2 separate regions of the Homo sapiens genome follow, and region 1 is linked to region 2. Evidence: chromatin contacts called from ENCODE Hi-C or POLR2A ChIA-PET data. All regions are on one chromosome and are shown on one strand. The core of a region is the stretch at or near the end of the contact, and the rest is flanking DNA. Distances in the headings are between cores, read along the strand shown. Region 1 overlaps ISG20 (interferon stimulated exonuclease gene 20). Region 2 has its middle 78 kb from the start of ACAN.

Region 1 (3,771 bases), core at 890-3,389, 77 kb before region 2:
GTGACACCTCTCAGGTGAGTCTAGGGTTGGCCAGCCTTTGGTTTCATGCAGGCATTATTTTCTTTCTTTTTTGAGACAGAGTCTTGCTCTGTCACCCAGGCTGGAGTGCAGTGGCGCAGTCTTGGCTCACTGCAACCTCCGCCTCCCAGGCTTAAGCAGTTCTCGTGTCTCAGCCTCCTGAGTAGCTGGGATTACAGGCATGTGCCACCATGCCCAGCTCATTTTTGTATTTTTAGTAGAGATGGGGTTTCATCATGTTGGCCGTGCTGGTCTTGAACTCCTGGCCTCAAGCAATCCTCCTGCCTTGGCCTCCCATAGTGTTGGGATTATAGGCATGAGCCACTGCGCCTGGCTATGCAGGCATTTTTCAAAGGCCCCTCACCTCTCCGTCTCCTCCCAGTAAGGAGTAGTGAGTGTGCCCAGCCAGCAGCCAGCAATCAAGTAGCCCATGGTGGCCAGGAGGCTCCGGGGAGTCCCAAGTCCACCCAGGAGTGCTTTAGGCCACTGATGTGAGTGGGACCCCCCCCCCACTCCACCCCTTTTTATTTATTGTAATGTGGCGACATTACTTTTATAATGTAAGTGCTTATGATCTTCTGACATCTCTGTGTCTGACCATTATATAGAGGGGATATTTAGCAATGTTGGGAGACATTTCTGGTTGTCACAGTGGCCGGTATCTAGTGGGTAGAGACCAGAGAGCTCCCAAACATCTCACAATGCCCAGGGCAGCTCCCTCCCCTGCCACGCACACATAACAAAGAAGTATCTGGCCCCACATGGCAACAGTGCTAAGGCTAAGAAACCCTGGTCTATAAGAGAGCGCCACAAATCAGACTGTCAGCACAGGAGGGAATCCATGCACTGGAGACTGGCGTCCAGAGAGGGGCAGTGATTTGCCTAAGGACATACAGGAAGCTATGATACAAATCACTGCTCAGATTCATGGGTCCCACCTGGCGAGTTAATGTTTTTCTTCTTCCTTTTTAAAAAATCTAACAGTAATTTTTAGTAACTTGTAAATCAGTTTTGTGAGTGAATTCTCTTTTAACGTCAACCCAGCATAAGGAGGGGCATCCACCCTGAGAAGCACCGTGGTCGCGGGCACAGATGCAGACAGAAGGGAAGTCATGGTAGCTTGTGAACAGGGAGAGGTTTCAGCTGTAGCCAGCCTGGTAGCCCTTGCACAGGTGGGAGTGTCCTGTTGGGGCCCTGCCACCTGGCAGGTCCCTCTGGGTCTCAGCCAGATGAAGGAGGAAGGCTTCAATATCCAGATTTGCCCCAGGGTAAGTGGCCTTGTGGGAACCAGGCACTAGCCGGGGGGCGGGGACACCAGGGGAGCTTGGCAGGGGACAAGAGCAAAGAATGGGGCTGGAGCCACTCCAGAAGGTGATAGTAAGGGACCTGTCCTCTGTAAGAACAAGATTCTTCAGGGCCCCTTACTCATAGCCTCCTCTCCTGGCAGCCAAGAATGAATGAATGGGTACGTGAACTAGTGTATAATGGATGAATGAATGCATGGTAGAGGCAGCAGGCTCTGGACTGCTCAGCGGGATTCAGTGCAGAGATGTGCAGACTTGTTAGATGGGAAGAATCCCCTGAAACAGTTGCTGACACCCCTCCCTGGATATTTCAATTCAGTAGGTCTGTGTAGGGCCTGGCCCTCCTGGATTTTTGGATCAGGCACATCTGGGAAATACTTGGAGTAGAGTGGAAACACAGTGGAAGGTGTGTGCAGGCAGACAGCCGCACCTGGTCTGGCACTCCCCTGCTTGTGACCTGGGTGCACACCGCCCTGCGCCCCGCTTTGCTGGCGGGTCAGATGGTATGGAAGTCACCGCCTTGCACCGTTATCATTGTGTGCCTGGTAGTGCCCTGTCCCTTGGTCCTTGTGCTAATAATAACAACTACAGTAACAATGATGGGGTCAGGTGGATCCAGACACGGCACTGCAGCTTTCAGCTGACTAGCTGTGTGACTTGGGCAAGCCCCTTAATCTCTCTGATCTCGGGCTCCCTCCTCTGTAAAATGGAATTAAGAATAACCTCATTGAGGAGCTTCCTGAGGAGGTAAGGAAAGTGCCTGGCACAGTGCCAGGCTGCTAAGAGATCAATAAATGTCCCATCCCCCAGCCCCACCCCAGTTCTTTCCAGGAATTTGAGAGACTCCTCCCCCTGTGTTTGAAAGTGGCAAAGTCTGGCACACTTGCCTCATGACACTGACTCAGGGCAGGTCCTGTGGCCAGCAGGTCACACAGCCCCGAGGCCAGCCTGCCAGTGCCTTTCTCCGACTCCTGGGCTCCAGCAGGTGCCCGACTCCTTCCCTTTTCAGACCTGCCTCAGTCTGTGGAGCCCTGGCTGCTAAAGGGCCACTCAAGCCTCACCAGTCTGGGCCCTCACCTTACAAATGGGAAAACTGAAGCCCAGAGAGGGTCTTTGACATCCCTGAGGTCACACAGCAAGTTCCAGCATCTCTTCCTTCCCAGAATCTTTGTCCCAAAGAGTGGTGTCTCTTTGCTAAATAGATGGTTCTGTTCTTTCCCTTCTTCCTCTTCTTTCCTCGGCTTGTCCTCTCCCTCTTATTCTATTTGTCTCGTGGTGAGTCACATAGTGCCTCATGTAGACCCCCACTTCCCCTCTCCAGACTCTCAGGCTCGGGAAGTGATGGGTTTCCTGGGAATCCACACCATGATGACTCGTACCTTCTACGTCTGTGCCCAGCTGTGGCTGCCTCTGGGATGGTGGATGAGTTCCTTCAGGGCTTTGTGTGAACTGGGCCTGAGCCAAGCCCCTAGATGGGGAAAACAGGCCACATTGTTCAGGAGCACAAAGGATGTTAGCAAGAAAAGACACATGACCCATGGCCGCCCACACACCCACATCTCTCCACGCCCCGTGCCATTTCTGCCCGCCGCTGCGTGCTGGGTGGTTTCCTCTGCACAGAGTTTCCCTTGAGCTGCTACTCTGAGGTCGTGTGCCTGTTGTCATCTTTTAAAGCCTCAGTTTTGTCGCCATTTCCCAGGTGACCTCTAGCACACTCAAGTTTGAGAAGCGCTGGTGTGGTTCAGGAGCAGCGCCCCTTCATTCTCCAGCACACTCTCCCCAGTCCTCTAAGTCGAGCGTGAGCTCTGTCCAGAGAAGGCCTCCAACCAGACCATGTGGACCGCGGGGCAGGCTGGTGACACTGCCTGTTGACAGTGGATGGACAGACTGCTTCCCGCATAGTGACCCTGGGCAAGTCACATCTCCTCTCTGAGCCTCAGTCTCCTGTGGTTGCCAGGGGAGAACATGTAAAAGGGAACACATGATGTTCCAGGAGGCCGCTGGCTATCTAGAAGGAGAAGCAGGCTACGGGGAAGGTGTTAGGCACCAGAAGGCTCTTTCCTGGTGTACAGGCTAAGGTCGTGGGCTACATGCAGAGAAGGAGACGAAGGCTGTCCTAGAGCTGTCCAAAGTGGGCCTGGACTAGCCACGAGCCGCCCCTTTCCCTAATAGAGCTCACATCTGTTCTATTTTCAGGTCCCCTTCCCATCCTCTCCAACGGCAGCTGAGTGAAAGCAAGCTGACTGGCCTGTGTGACCAGAGCAGGGCAGGCTGTCCATGTGGGAGGCGAGGCGAGGAACGCGGGGCTGGGGCAGTCACAGCTGGGCGCCTGGGCTGCTGGAGGCCTGGAGTGGTCGTTCACTCTTCTGGCTCAGTGTGGCAGTGGCAGGCGGGCTCTGGATTCATCCCACTGGCTTCAAGGCCTGGCTTTGCCACTAACTAGCCGTGT
Region 2 (3,719 bases), core at 785-3,284:
CGCTATCCAAATGTCTATTAAACTTGTAAAAAAAAAAAAATACCCAGTATCGGGCCAGGTGCGGTGGCTCACGCCTGTAATCCCAGCAGTTTGGGAGGCTGAGGTGGGCGGATCATGAGGTCAGGAGATCGAGACCATCTTGGCTAACACGGTGAAACCCTGTCTCTACTAAAAGTACAAAAATTAGTCGGGCATGGTGGCAGGCGCCTGTAGTCCCAACTACTTGTAAGGCTGAGGCAGGAGAATGACATGAACCCAGGAGGCAGAGCTTGCAGTGAGCAGATTGCGCCACTGCACTCCAGCCTGGGGGACAGAGTGAGACTCCGTCTCAGAAAAAAATATATATATATCATTCATCAGTGCAAACTGAAGCCATAATGAGACATTACTACAAACCCACCAGAAAAAGTGAAATCAAAGACTGACAAGGGCTCGGAGCAACTGGAACTCTCATCTATGGTTGGTGGGAGGGTAAATTGGTTCAAGCACTTTGGAAAAATGTTTGGTCGGGTCTACTAAAGGTAAACAGCACTGTATGACCCAGAAATTCCACCTCTGGGTACAGAGCCAACAGAAAGGAGTCCAAATATTCACCAAAGAGACATGCACAAATATGTCTATAGAAGCTTTATTCATAATACTCAGCATACTTTAGTCCAGATAAAATAATAACGTAATCTTCTTCTTTTTTCTTTTTTTTTTTGAGACAGAGTCTCACTCTGTCACCCAGGCTGGAGTCCAGTGGTGCAATCTTGGCTCACTGCAACCACCGCCTCCTGGGTTCAAGGACTCTCCTGCCTCAGCCTCCAAAGTAGCTGGGACCACAGGCACCCATCACCATGCCCAGCTAATTTTTGTATTTTTAGTAGAGACAGGGTTTCACCACGTTGGGCAGGCTGGTCTCGAACTCCTGACCTCAAGTGATCCACCCACCTTGGCCTCCCAAAGTGCTGTGATTGCAGATGTGAGCCACTGCACCCAGCCTGTAATCTTCTAAGAAGAGTTCAGCCATAGATTTGAAAGGAGAAGGGCACCGAAAGGGCCACGCAGAGGGCTACCCGCCTCAGTTCAGGATGGAGACAGATAAAAGTGAAACAAAAGCAGGTGGTCCCTGGAAGGGCACTGCTTATCTGATTAACCTGGAGGTGAAGGTGGGAGGTCCTGGTCCAAGCTACCTAAGTAAGTCTTCTCAAGTTACATTTGAGTGTGAGAGCAATGGTCTACTAACGGTGCTCTGCAATTACCTCTTGCATGTGTAAACAGAGTGGATGTGCCCTGTTGGAAAGGACAAGGGATCTACCAGAGAAGCCAGGGAGAGCAAGGTCTCTGAGGGGAACATCTCCCTATTTAGGGTCCCAAGTGGGCACCTACTATTCAGTGAGACCCTTGCACACTGGCTGTAGCTCGCTGGTCCCAAACCACAGTGGAGCCAATTCTGCTTCCAGAGAACTGGATCTTTAGCTGCCCACTGCTCAACCATGCTGCAGCTCTTCTCCTCCCACAAATACTGCCAGGGAAGGACTGTGCTGATGGGGTTCTGGACAGGCAGCTCCATGTCTACCCACATTGGTCGTGCATGACACTGCATGCCCAATATGAAAGCAGCAAGAACCACATTCAAACACAGAATGGAAGGGCTGTTTGACAAGAAGATAAACAAGCAAGGCCCAGTGCAGGCACTGTGGTTTAGAACCCACAGGGAAGGGACACACATGAAACTTGGTCCTGTGTAGTGACCTGGGTCTTCCACAGGAGATATTTGGACAAACCTCCCACCTCAACACACCACAACTTCACTAAACTTTACCTCCTGGTGATAGGGGAAGAACCAAAAAAAAAAAAAAAAAATCTGTCATTTTTAGTAAGAGGAACTATAGAAAAATACTGTTCGGAAAAAATAGAAATTAATATAATGTGTTCCTGTTTTACAAGTAAACAGTTCACAGGAAGCCACAAGACTATTTTAAAATCCCATATTGAAAGTCCAGGAAAGATGTGAGCTATGGCTCCAAAGAAGTGGCTGCTAAAAAATGAACCTGTGTGGCTCAGCTGATGAAACTACAAGTCATCGTAAAAGAAAAGGTATCTTTTCAAAATTGGGAAGTGGGTCCAAGCAAGCACAGGAACCAAGGGGCCCCAGCTGAGAGGTAGCTGGTAGCCTCCAGCTCAGCCAGGGAGTTAAGCCTGGCCCTGCTGTAAGCATTGCTGGGCAGGGCCACCCCAGTGTACCTCCACCACCACCTGGTCGTCCAAATTCCCAACATTTTTCTTCTGTGTGTATTCTGAAACAGAAGTTCCTCTCGTAGAAGCACTGAATTCTCCCACCCTTATGCCTTTTCTTTAATGGCCCTTCTTGACATGGTTTATAGGTAAAAAACATGATTCCAGGAACTTTTTACACAAGACATCCCAAACCAATAATACAAGCTATTTCAAGTCAGCAATGATGCCACAGTCCCTCCACTGTGAAGATCACAGAGGAGGGTGAGGGCAGCGGGGAAATGATGTAGCCTGATGGGGAATCCTAAACGGACAGTGACAGGCAAGTGGGTGAAATGCTCTGAATGAGGGGATACGGGGGCATTGGGAGCCTCAGGGAAGGTTTCTAGGGACCTCAGCTGGGTCTAGAACCAGATGAAAAGGAAGGACATTCCAGGTGGTGGAAGCCCCATGTCCAAAGGTACAGAGAACAGTGCCTTGAAAACTTAGTTGAGGGCTTAGCAGATGGCAGGGGGCATGGGGGAGGGAAGCAGGGTACCAAGAGAGAGGCCAGAGCAGAAGGCAGATGACAGATCTAAAGGAGACTTTCATGCCATACTCTTCTTTGAATCCTACTCTGAAGGCATAACTGATGGCATGGTTTTCATGTTGTCATGACTTATGTCCCATTCACCATGAGAAAGACATTGCTACACAAAGGGAGGTTTGGGAAAGAGCAATTACACCTAGCAAAGCATAGAGGGATTTACACTGACCATAGATTTAAATGTTTGTCTTATTCATTTTCTAGAGGGAAAGAAGAGAGAAGGTGCGCCAAGTGTGATGGCATGAAGAGTATGGAGAACGTTCAGCAGTTGAACCTTGTGGTGGAAACAAAGTACCCCCAAGAAGTTTAGAAAAGGATGCTTTGGGGCCAGGCATGGTGGCTCACGCCTGTAATTCCAGCACTTTGGGAGGCCGAGGTGGGCGGATCACAAGGTCAGGAGATCGAGACCATCCTGGCTAACACGGTGAAACCCCATCTCTACTAAAAATACAAAAAATTAGCTGGGCATAGTGGTGGGCGTCTGTAGTCCCAGCTACTTAGAAGGCTGAGGCAGGAGAATGGCGTGAACCCAGGAGGCGGAGCTTGCAAGATCGCACCACTGTACTCCAGCCTGGGCGACAGAGCGAGACTCCGTCTCAAAAAAAAAAAAAAAAAAAAAAAAAGGATGCCTTTGGAGAAATAATAGGAAGCAATGCTTTACTCAGGAAGCTGCAAACATCTGGAATTAATCCATCCTAGAGATGGTAGGGAGGCAAACAAAAATAGGCTCAAGGAGCGTTTTGATTATTTTGGGGGTGGGAGAGTCAGAGTGATGATTAAGGGAAGCTGGGGCTGTTTGGGACAGGTGCCCGACCATTTGAGGTTGGAGTCCTGTAGAGCAGCGTGCTTTCCCACCAAGGCTTGCAGACAGGGCAGACCAAGGGCTGGGCTGGAATGACTACTCGTCCAGCCC

The links. A loop is a pair of places that touch in the nucleus more often than their neighbours do. ChIA-PET counts read pairs that join two places held with the same protein, here RNA polymerase II (POLR2A). Pooled maps may share reads with other maps.
Region 1: a loop to region 2 is called in a map of sciatic nerve, with 14 times the contacts of the local background. The contact joins two enhancer-like sites. A Hi-C loop is called at or near these places in 1 of 168 maps with a recorded cell type or tissue (sciatic nerve) and 1 of 50 pooled maps. POLR2A ChIA-PET finds 5 or more read pairs at or near these places in 2 of 52 experiments (activated B cell and activated CD4-positive, alpha-beta T cell).

What each region holds. Positions count from the first base shown.
Region 1 is chr15:88,646,717-88,650,487 of GRCh38, forward strand. All of the region lies in intron 2 of ISG20 (interferon stimulated exonuclease gene 20), which reads left to right. Among named protein-coding and RNA genes, the nearest start is that of ISG20, 9.6 kb to the left of the region's middle. RefSeq lists an enhancer at 1,278-2,039. Within about 2 kb of position 2,140, at least 23 of the 41 ENCODE cell types and tissues checked have a DNase peak (open chromatin) inside an H3K27ac peak, as active enhancers do.
Region 2 is chr15:88,723,902-88,727,620 of GRCh38, forward strand. No RefSeq gene overlaps it. Among named protein-coding and RNA genes, the nearest start is that of ACAN, 78 kb to the right of the region's middle. Within about 2 kb of position 2,035, at least 2 of the 41 ENCODE cell types and tissues checked have a DNase peak (open chromatin) inside an H3K27ac peak, as active enhancers do.